Linked DNA regions of Homo sapiens: region 2 is linked to region 1. A link is a contact called in ENCODE Hi-C or POLR2A ChIA-PET data. All regions are on one chromosome and are shown on one strand. Each heading gives the region's core, a stretch centred on a gene start or an enhancer-like site at or near the end of the contact. The rest is flanking DNA. Distances are from core to core; before and after follow the strand shown. Region 1 overlaps ARID5B (AT-rich interaction domain 5B). Region 2 has its middle 80 kb from the start of ZNF365.

Evidence for each region. A loop is a pair of places that touch in the nucleus more often than their neighbours do. ChIA-PET counts read pairs that join two places held with the same protein, here RNA polymerase II (POLR2A). Pooled maps may share reads with other maps.
Region 2: a map of OCI-LY7 shows a loop between it and region 1 (3-fold over the local background). The contact joins two enhancer-like sites. A Hi-C loop is called at or near these places in 1 of 168 maps with a recorded cell type or tissue (OCI-LY7), 13 of 37 single-sample maps with no recorded cell type and 4 of 50 pooled maps. POLR2A ChIA-PET finds 5 or more read pairs at or near these places in 2 of 52 experiments (B cell and OCI-LY7).

The regions. Positions count from the first base shown.
Region 1 is chr10:62,049,299-62,054,581 of GRCh38, forward strand. It overlaps ARID5B (AT-rich interaction domain 5B), which reads left to right. Exons shown (of 10, transcript NM_032199.3): 5 at 1,590-1,702. Among named protein-coding and RNA genes, the nearest start is that of ARID5B, 150 kb to the left of the region's middle. RefSeq lists enhancers at 1-10, 1-146, 1,185-2,384. Within about 2 kb of position 3,138, at least 2 of the 41 ENCODE cell types and tissues checked have a DNase peak (open chromatin) inside an H3K27ac peak, as active enhancers do.
Region 2 is chr10:62,451,914-62,457,196 of GRCh38, forward strand. It overlaps a transcript of ZNF365 not described here. Among named protein-coding and RNA genes, the nearest start is that of ZNF365, 80 kb to the left of the region's middle. Within about 2 kb of position 3,303, at least 9 of the 41 ENCODE cell types and tissues checked have a DNase peak (open chromatin) inside an H3K27ac peak, as active enhancers do.

The DNA.
Region 1 (5,283 bases), core at 1,888-4,387:
GAGTAATGGAGCTGCCGGGGGAGGGGAGTTGTAAGCAGAGCGCTGAGCCTCGCAGCTCGCATTCGGAGGGAAGCTGACATCCACACCAAGTCGAGACTTCCAGGGATGTGGCCGGGGAGCAGTCACATGCTGTAGCTTTCATGAGCACAGGCATCAGTCAGGCAGATGTTTGTCGACTGGAATGGGTAATCGCTACTTTCTCTTTGCTTGATTTTTGTTTGTGAGCTTGTTTACCTTTGGTAATTCCAGGCTGGCTTTCTGGGATGGACTTTCAGACCAGCGTTTAGGGGAATGAGAGGAGAGAGCGGGTGTGGGAAGGGGATCCTAAGCCCTAAAGCCTCTTTTTAAACTTTTGCCTCTCTGATTTTAAAGGCAGTTCTGCTTTACTGAGCTTCCACCAACAGTAAAACTGTTATCCGGAGGAGAAAATCAAATTAGTAGGATTAATTGTGTTTGTAAAATGAGTACAGTGTAAAAATGTCCTAAAACCACTGGTTAACTGCCTAAGTAAGATTAACAACAATCAAGAAGGTTCATGTTGTTTAGATTTGACATTGTCATAATCACTCCTTAAGTAATAAAAAGTGTGGGTGCCTTGAAAGGTCTGAAGGAAATTGTTTAGGGTATAATTCATTAGCTTGGAGTCATTCTAGGGGTGGTTGGTTAGTTGGTTGTTTTTAATTTTGCTTGACTTGGGTGACTGATGAAGTTAAATGTGAAAGCTGATGCCGGATAGTCATAGCTCTCAATAAACAGCAGCCTTTTCCCCCTACTTTCTGTGTAGATCTTAAAAGGAACAAGCTCAGCATCAAGGATGAAATAGAACTTTGATTTGTATCTTGTCTTTTCAAAAGTGTAACCCCCATGGAATCAGGCTAACCCCAGTGTAATCTTTGGATGTTATATTAAATAAGCCTTAAGATCTTCATAAAAATATATTGAAAAGGAAAAGACAGCATGCTGATTTAAATGTATCTGTCAGATTTGTTGAGATTTGAAACTTGCTGGTTGCAGTATTGTTAGTAAATATATGTAATAATGTTTTCCAGCTTGCTGTTGTGAATGCCCCTCTCTCTATAGCTATCTCTCTACTTATCTGTATGGTAATTTGAGAGAATGCCCTTGTCTCTGAATATTTTGTAAAAGAGATGTTTTCAAACATTTCATTACTATGATACCATAAGGGCAGGCATGTCACTTAGGTTTCGGAAAGCAAGATACAAAACAAAAACCAAAGATTGAGCTCAAAGCCTGGCTCAGTTTTTCAGCACCAAATGCTTCTTGTCTAACAACGTGGAAGGACATTTTTCTTATCATGATCCTTTAGAGCTAAGAGCTTCGTGTTACTTCTATTAATTAGACATGTTAAAGCTAAATAGATTAGCTTTGGGAAACGTGTACAGAAATGTATACTCTACCAATATGCAAGCCTTCAGAGAGAGAAGCATGTAATAATGAGGGCTGCCTGCCACAGATCTGTACATTTCTCTGAACAATTAGAAGGGATCACTGTAGTGAGATTCTGGGTCTTTAATAAAGAAACCCATGCAAGTGAAAATGTATATCAATTGTTTTCCATTTGTTTTCAGCGCCAAATCTTAAAGGCAGACCACGCAAAAAGAAACCATGCCCACAAAGAAGAGATTCATTCAGTGGTGTTAAGGATTCCAACAACAATTCCGATGGCAAAGCCGTTGCCAAGGTACGGTCATTCACTCCACGGTATTCATTTCGTTGCATCTTTTTATTTTTGCTTTTTCTCTTTATCTCTCTGTGCCTGTGTCTTGGAGGCAGTTTTCAATTCAGCATCTGACTTTGGTATTCAGAGCTTTTGAAGCTCTATGCTGTGCCTGTTCCTGCCACCTCCCTTCCCCTGGTTGCCGTGGGCTGGGGGAGGTAGGCATTTTGATTAGTCAACAGAAAGACTTCCTACCTCCCAGTTTGGCCTGTTATGAGTAAAGGACAGATGATTAAGCACCCACGTCATTGAGGCTGAGATTTCATAGTGGGTGACACAATGACATAGTTTACTCTGCTTGTGTCAAAAATAGACCAGCTGAACCGTCCTCTTTCTGAATGTGTTCATCTAAATGTGTTTTGGAGATTAACAGAGGATGAAATTAGAAATAGCTAGAATTAATCTTTTTAGTTATGTATTTTTCAAAGTCACTTCTAATTTACATTAGACTAAAATTAAAGATACATAGCAAAATATTTAGATGTATACATATGCCCACAAGCATTTATATACTTTTAAAGATCTCTGTTAACATAGAATGAAAGTAAATTCTACGCTGTTGTTCAAGACCCAGGTCAATTTTTTACCTAAGCATTCTTTGGAATCTTGAAAGTGCATGCATGCCTGAAGTATTTTGCACGACAAAGGGTAAAGTATCACTTTATATTTTTAGACTTACCTTTCTGACTTTTGTGGGCTTGGGTCAGATTTCCATGGTTCTGTTTACTGCATTTAGGTGTTATTTTTGTGCTAAAGACAGCAATCGTCCCTTTAGGATTTTAGTTGACGAACAGATTTCAACTGACACCAGTTTCCAGATCAAATAACTAAACTTCTGAAAATGGGACCATTTTGATTAGTGGTGAATTTGGAAGAGTCTGATGTAGAAAAAAAAAAACATGAGTTAAGTTCTGTGTTGACAGTCTACTGTTTCTCTGCCATGTACTCTACCTCCTTCCCAGTGTAATGAAGTAAATCTTAGACTTTCACATTCTAAAAAATCTTATCTTTAAGCATCATTGTTTCATTAGGAAATTTTAAGGACTTTTTTGCTTAGAATTTCTTCATACTTCTAAGATTCCAAAGGGTTAAGAAGAGATCAACCAGTAGAAATGTGTATTTTCCAGTTTCTTGCTGAAAACAAATCTCTTTCCCTAAAGTTATTGTTGTTTTGCACATTTAACTTTCTGCGAATTAACTCCACATGGATGCCATGAATGACATTTTCTTGTAAGTTGGACACCTCAGCCCTAGAACTATCTACCTAGGACTTTGGTTTCCATCGTCTTGAAGGATGTCAGCAGGAACAGTTCATTCCCTACTATGTAGTTTGCAAGATCCTGCAGAATGGCGCAAGAAGGTTTCAAGACCATAACATTCAGCAGAGCTTGTACTGCCCATGCCTTCTGTTGGTGCCCAGCCCATCCTTCTTGGTTGACAGCATTTGTTTACTCCAGCATATTCTGTACCTGAGCCCGGCAGGATAAAGCTCCTTCCCATGCCACTTGGAATCACCACCAAGGTCTGCTTCTGAGAATTTTACAGAACTCATACAATTGATCTGAAAGAGCAGACCTCCAATGTTTCTTTCCATGGAAGGCAGCTCAGAACTCACTGTTGGGTTCACAAAGCCGAGAAGAACAAGAGCCTGCTATACAGATGGGCCATATTTGATGTTCACTGACTTCTTAACAAGAAGGATAGAAGTCAGTCCTGGGTTTTCTAAGTGACGCCTTTACTCCATCCCCGCAACAGTGCTGCCCGTCAGAATCTTTACAAAGAGATGGATCATTCTTCCACCGTTGGTGTTCAATGGTGAACAGATGAATGTCATGCTGCAGTCAGCTCCTAGGGACTGGTCTAATGGCTTGGCTCTTTTCAGAGTCTTGGATTACAGTCATGCCTTGGCTGCTTCCAGTGGGTCTGGCAAGACCACTTAAGCAAAAAGATCAGTAGGTATGAAGTGTGACGAGCTTGTCTGTTGACACCAACAGGCAGATGTAAAATCCCTACAGAATGAACAAGCCACATCTGGGATGAGGACAGTCATTAAAAAGCATGTGTGTCTTAACATGGTCTTTTCTCATGAAACACTGCAGTAGAGATTATGAGTCTGTGACCATCTAATCATCTGTTGAATTGAAAGCAGCATCTTAGAGGACAGTGAGCTGTTTGACTTTGTGACCAAGACCCATGTGACTGTTTCTTTTTAAAAGTGCCTCAAACAGACCATTTCTAACTAAGCACCAACTTCATGCAGCTCCACACAGCAAAGCTCTTAGAGTGGGACCCACTGGGTTTGTTGTGTTCATGACTGGAAAAATAAGTCAAGTGATTTGCCGGTCGCCATCAAAACGTTGCACTCCCTCAATGAGAACATGAAAACCAGCTTTGCAAGACCATGTTTTCCAACGGAGAGAGAATTACATGGCTCCCCAAAGACAGCAAGTGTCACGTGGGGAGGAAACTACCAGTTCTTTGAAGATCTCATGACTGTGTTCAGCCCAAATCCTGCCATTTTTTTCTGGAATAATCTTAAAGCAGTGAACCTGAGGCCCAGGCCTTTCATAGAGTGATCTATAACAGAAATCTTCATGGCATAGGACCCTAATAAAAGGCCTACATTGATAGAAGGCAAATTATTTTTAATATCCCGTATGCATTTTCTGAAGGGCAGAAGTGTATTACAGGTGGTTTATATTCTAAAAGGAACACAAAAAAGGAAACTGTGGTGGGAAGTGTGTTCATTTAAACCATAAACATACTTTCTATATTTCACAAATGTGATACTTTCATTATTTTCAATATTTTTCCTCTCATTTGGTCCTCAGAACTATTCCCAGGGATTATCATTTTTGCTTTACTAAGGTAGAAACTGAGGGTCACCTAGCAAGTTAGCAACCAAACCAAGATTAGAACTCTAGCTTTTTGTATTGCTGGTTCAGCACATCTTACTGCCCCAGTTGAAGGCTGGATTAGTTATAACTCAATCCCGTGGAAGGATGTGGTTAATATCAAATAGGTGGTGGATCATTGAAAACGTTAAATGTTGATTCTTTAATTAGCACCTCCTCAATCATTTTGGAAACCCCAAAGTACTTAGTGAACTCAACAGGTGTATGGTGTTCAGGTCAGGAAAAACAGATCTAGTAATTAACTGTCACCATCAAAAGGCTGGGCTTTCTTAGGTCAACATGAAGACTAGCTCCCATTTCCACTACCACCTGCACTGTAATAATTTAATAGATTGAAATGCTGAGAATGCTTTGGGTAAATGTAAAAACATACAGAAAGGAACTTGATTTAGTCCTACCCAGAATCAGAATAATACCCTAAAGAGCTCATTTATCTTAACTGAAAAAAAAAAATATCAAGCTAGAACAAGAAAAGAAGCTTCTGTTTACTTGTTCACTTCTTACTAAGTACCTGGCCTCCCCAGGAGCAGCATGCTGGCAAGCCCACTGAGATTCAGGACAGAGTTCAGTAGGCAGCAGCCTGGCTTCATTTGGAGCCTTTGCTATGTAGCAGGGAGTCTGGGTTACTTT
Region 2 (5,283 bases), core at 2,053-4,552, 400 kb after region 1:
GATGGATATTAAATAATAAAAATAATACTTACCCAAAGCCCCCAAGGTTTGTTTGTAGGATCTTCACCACATACTTGTCAGAGAGACAGGATAAGAACCATTACTATTCCTATATTACCAGTGCAGAAACTGAATTTCGGGGAAGTTGTGATTCCCGAAGGTCTATCTAGGAGTTTAACTTAGATCTTTCTATGCCAAGAACAGTGTTTCTTCATTGCTGCATCACATTACCTGTGCCATGAAACAAATTTAGAGTAGAAGGAAGTTAATTAAGAAAGCTGGGTGTGGATTTCAGGGTGAAGATGGAAATACTATTATTATTAGTGACTCTAGGATGTGGATCTAAATTGTCAGCCTCTCCAGTGATGGCCAGGCATGGTCAGAACAGAGAGGAAAGGCCATTTCTGTATCAGGAATCAAGGAAATTGATGGGAAAGAAAAATGCTGACCCCTCTAGGAAAATTAACCACCCCCAGAATAATGACCGCACATTTTATGGTTAACTGGAGAACAGATCGTGTTCTCTAGAATCTTACACTGACCAAGGTTGAAAGAATCTTGAAGAGAATTTCTTGTTTCTCAAAGTGGAGTACACAGCAGTCTCTTGGGGTCCTTGAAGCTACATATTAAGTTATTGCACATCTATCTCCCTGGAGCAACAATTCTATCTGATAAAAATGAAAAAACAAAACTCATGTTACTATATTAAAAACCCCAACATCTTATGGAGAAGAAGGCAGTTTTGGCCTGAATCTGAGAGGAGGAAAAACTGCATGCCTGCAATGGATCTCTTTAGATCAATACACCCCAGGGTCCTAACTCTAGGAATAAGTTTTTATTCTCTTGTATCTTTGGGCTATTTCTGTGAAAAGTTTGAAAAGCACTGGTCATGTTAGTAGACAAGTAGAAATGAAGATATTAAATTATTCTCCTATGGTCACAGAAGGACTGGGCAGGCCCAAGGTCCCTTGAATCCTTCCTACTGCCACCTTCATTGTTCCATAAATATATTCTTTGCTGTGGAAAGGTTTGTAAAATGTAAGTGTATCTTCCTGGCTTAGGGAGATTTATTGGTAACATTTTTTTAAATAATAAAAATATTCAGTGTTTGTGAAACACTGAATTAGAAAAAACAAATAATGAAATAGAAATTTATCCAGCCTATTTGGTAGAATAGCTGGAATACAAGTACTAAAAAACTTGGAGTTTGTACATCTTTAAAAAATTTTTTAAATAAATTGATGAGGTACAAATTTAATTTTATTACATCCATAGATTTTGTAGTGGTAAAGTCAGGGCTTTTAGGGTATCCATCACCAAATAACGCACATTGTGCCCATTAAGTAATTTCTTACCATCCACATCCCTTTCACTCTCTCACCCTTATGAGTCGCCAGTGCCTATCATTCCCCACTCAATGTCCACGTGGACACATTATTTAGTTCCCACTTATAAGACAGAACAGGCTGTATTTGTCTTTCTGTTTCTGAGTTGTTTCACTTAAAATAATGGCCTCCAGTTCCATTCAAGCTGCAAAAGAGTGATGTCATTCTTTTTAATTGCTGCATAGTATTCCATTGTATATATGTACCACATTTTCCTTATCCAATCATCTGTTGATGGATGGACACTTAGATTAATTCCGTATCTTTGCTATTGTGAATAGTGCTTCAATAAATATGTGGGTGTAGGTACTTTTTTTAATATGTTGATTTCTTTTCCTTTGGGTAGATACCCAGCAGTGGGATTGCTGGATCAAATGGTAGTTCTATTTTTAGTTCTTTGAGAAACTGTACTCTTTGACAAAGAAATTCTACTTCTATAGATTTTTTTCTCCAAGGAAATAAATATGAAAGTATGTAGCCATAAAGATGTTCATTTCAAGATTGTTGAAAATAGTGAAAACTTGGAAACAATTTAAATGTCTAATATTTGGGATATGATTTAAGTAAGTTGTAATACATCTTTACCATAGAACACCATTGTAGCCTCACACCCCATTTAAATGATGCTGTGAAGGTTAAAAGAGTACGGATTCTAAAACTTGATTTCTTGGGTTTGCAGCCTGATTGTGAACTTACTACCTGTTAGATATTGGTAAAGTTTCTTAAATTGCCAGTGCCTCAGTTTCTTTTTTCATTTTTTCCTTTTTAAACGTATACCTTGCTGTTCATGTACAACTCAGTGTCTCAGCTTCTTCATGAAGATAATGATGTAGCATTACACCTTCCTCATAGGGAACTTACCAGGTACTTATCAAATATTAGCTATTGGTAGATAAGCAGTTACCAAGCAGGAAAGTCATGTATTACTTCTTATTAAATACAAATCATTGGTTAACAAAAGTCTGTACAATATGACAATGTATTGTATTTTAAAAGATCCTTTTAGAAGGTCTAGACCAGTAATTCCCAAACTGTGTGCCAAGGAATCCTGGGGCACTATGGTGAATTCACAGCAACACCCATCCCAATATATTCTAAAATTTCTAGGGAAACACAGTGACACCTTTGGACACTGGGAACTACATACTACCATTAAGGTGTTTGGACTAAACTACATAATAAACATAATTTATTTTGGTCTAAAATGCTAGACAAATTTACGGAAACACTGAGAGTGCCATGAACCAAGAAAGCTTGAGAACCTCTAATCTAGCTTGTGGACATATACCAAGGTGTTGATGTTACTGAGAGGTGGTATTACATGTGCTTCATGTTTTTTTTTCTTTGCTTCTGATTTATCTAGACTTTCTAATTTTCTGCAGTGAACATTTACTATCTTAATTAAAACAATTTCTTCCTGAATCCGTGCAACAACCATTTATTAAGCACTATTTGGTGTCAATTTCTGGGCTGGACACAGGAAGGCAAAGATGCCACACCCTCAAGGAGCGCATACTTGAGGGTGAGTCTGGAATGTAAACAAATAATTGCTGTTCAGTAGAACAGGCTCTGAGACAGTGGTGCTGATTGGAGTGGGAGCTCTGAGCTCTGCTTTTGGAGATTAGTGCAAAGTTAGGCACATCTTGTGGGATAAATGGGACTTCCAACTGGAAATGGAGAAGGGGTAGAAGAATGTTCCTCCTTGTGGTTTGTGGGTGGAGACTTGGATACATTTGGTGGGGGGTTAAAAGACTGGAAAGGCAGGCAAGGTTAGAATAAGAAGGCTTTGGTGGGGCATGCCTTGGACTGGGCAGTTAACTTGTAAAGGACAGAAAAACGCTGACAGGTTTTAAGCAGGGGAGTGTTATAAATGTTGTGCTGTGGAAGGATCACTCTGGCAGCACTGTGGAGACAGCACAGGGAGGCTGGGAGAGAGCTGGACAGGGAAGGGGACCAGCCAGGAGGATTTTGTAATAGCCCAGGAAAGAGGTCATGAAGCCCCAGTTGGCTAACAACAGATTATGTAATGGGCCCCTGTGGACTAAATCAGCAAAAGCAAATGATCCAGATGTAGAACACTGTTCATCTCAAAATATGTTGGTATCTTTAAAAGTAAAAACTTTTTTTTCTGGTGATAAAGATAATACATGTTCAATACAGAAATTTGGAAACTATAGAAATGTACAAAGAAGAAAATGAAAGCATCTATAATCCCATGAACTGGAGCTGAGATATATGTATATGTACATATACTGTATATGAGAGATAAAAATTAAATATTATATTTATATTTAAATACTGATTTATAAATCTCATATATACATAGTTTATTTAAACTATGTGCATATGGTAAAATAAAATTAACTTAGAGAAGGATAGAAAATAAAAAGTAAATATTGAATGTTTACCACATGCTGGGCACAAAATATAAGAACTTACATATATTTGGTTATTTAATTCTCACAGCAACCTTGTGAGAAAGGTCTGCATGTATTCTGCCATTTTACTGATAAGTGAATTGAAGTACAGAAAGATCAATGTGACTTACCCAAGGTTCAGTAACTTGTAAGTATCAGAGCTGGGATTTGAAAGGAAACTAAGCTGTTTTTCCTCCAGGGCCTGTACCATGAAATCGTGATGGGGCAATTTTGAATGATGTATTTAAACTTCTGTTGTTTGATTCATTGACTTTACACAGTGACTCCTGACACTCCACTACAGCGTTGTCCAACTAAACTTGCTGCGGTGATGGTGATGGACAGATTCAATATCTGTTCAATCTAGTACAGTAGCCACTAGCCACATGTAGCTAGCTGTTGAGCACTACAAATGCTGCTACTGTGAACAAGAGGCTGCATTTTAAATTTTAATTAATTTAAATTTAAATGACCAACTGCTGCTAGTGGCCACCCATGGGACACCACAGATCTCCATAAGATAAAAAAAAAAATGAACACCTCATCCCTTGGTCATATTCTCTGTCCCAGTAAAACCAACTTTATTTCTTATTTCAGTCCTTTCCCATGATCATCTCCATAAAACATGCCTATATTTATATTTCTTGATTTACTGAATTGAACATTATGTTGTCCATGCCGTGTAAGATGAGAAATTATTTTGTGTACGCCACTCCCCCACCCCTCTCTTCTCATTTTTATGAATTTATTTCTATCATTGGTTACCTGTATACTTTGGTATTAGTTAAGATTCTTCTGATTGCAAGTTGGATAGAAAAAGCCAAATCCATCTGATTTCAGCAATACAAAAGGAATTTACTGGCTCATATAAACAAGATCAGAGGCAGAACTGGCATTAGACCAGGCTAAATTGAGAGCTCAATGTGAGCGGGACTCGATTTCAGCTCAGCTGTCCTCAGTCTGCACACTTCATCTTCAAGTTCTATGTGGTGACCACAGCTGTAGCTCTGGTTTCATATCCTCTTAGATTCTAGACTAGCAGGAAAGTAAGCATCTGTCTTTCTTGTAATGCTATTTAGCTGTGACCACAATGATGCTCAGTTAAAACACACACACGTGCGCACACATGCACACACACACACACAAACTCAGTGATTACAACAATAAGCATTTACTTAACATGTGTATGTGTGGGTTGGCTGAGGTCAGATGATCTAGATTGGGCTTGTTGGGGGTTCTGCTGATCTTAGTAGGAGCTGCTCACACTTCTGAGCTCAGCTGGGGGTCAGCTAATTTAGGCTGGGCTTGTATGGACAGCTCTGCTGATCTTTCTTACGCTTCTGGGCTAGTGTAGCTCAGCCCTGTTCCATATGTCTCTTATCTTCTTTCCTGAGACCGGTGACCCATCCCAAGCATATTCTCATGGTGATGACAGAGGCACAAGAGTGCAAGACCAGCTGCACAAACATGTGTACCCTATG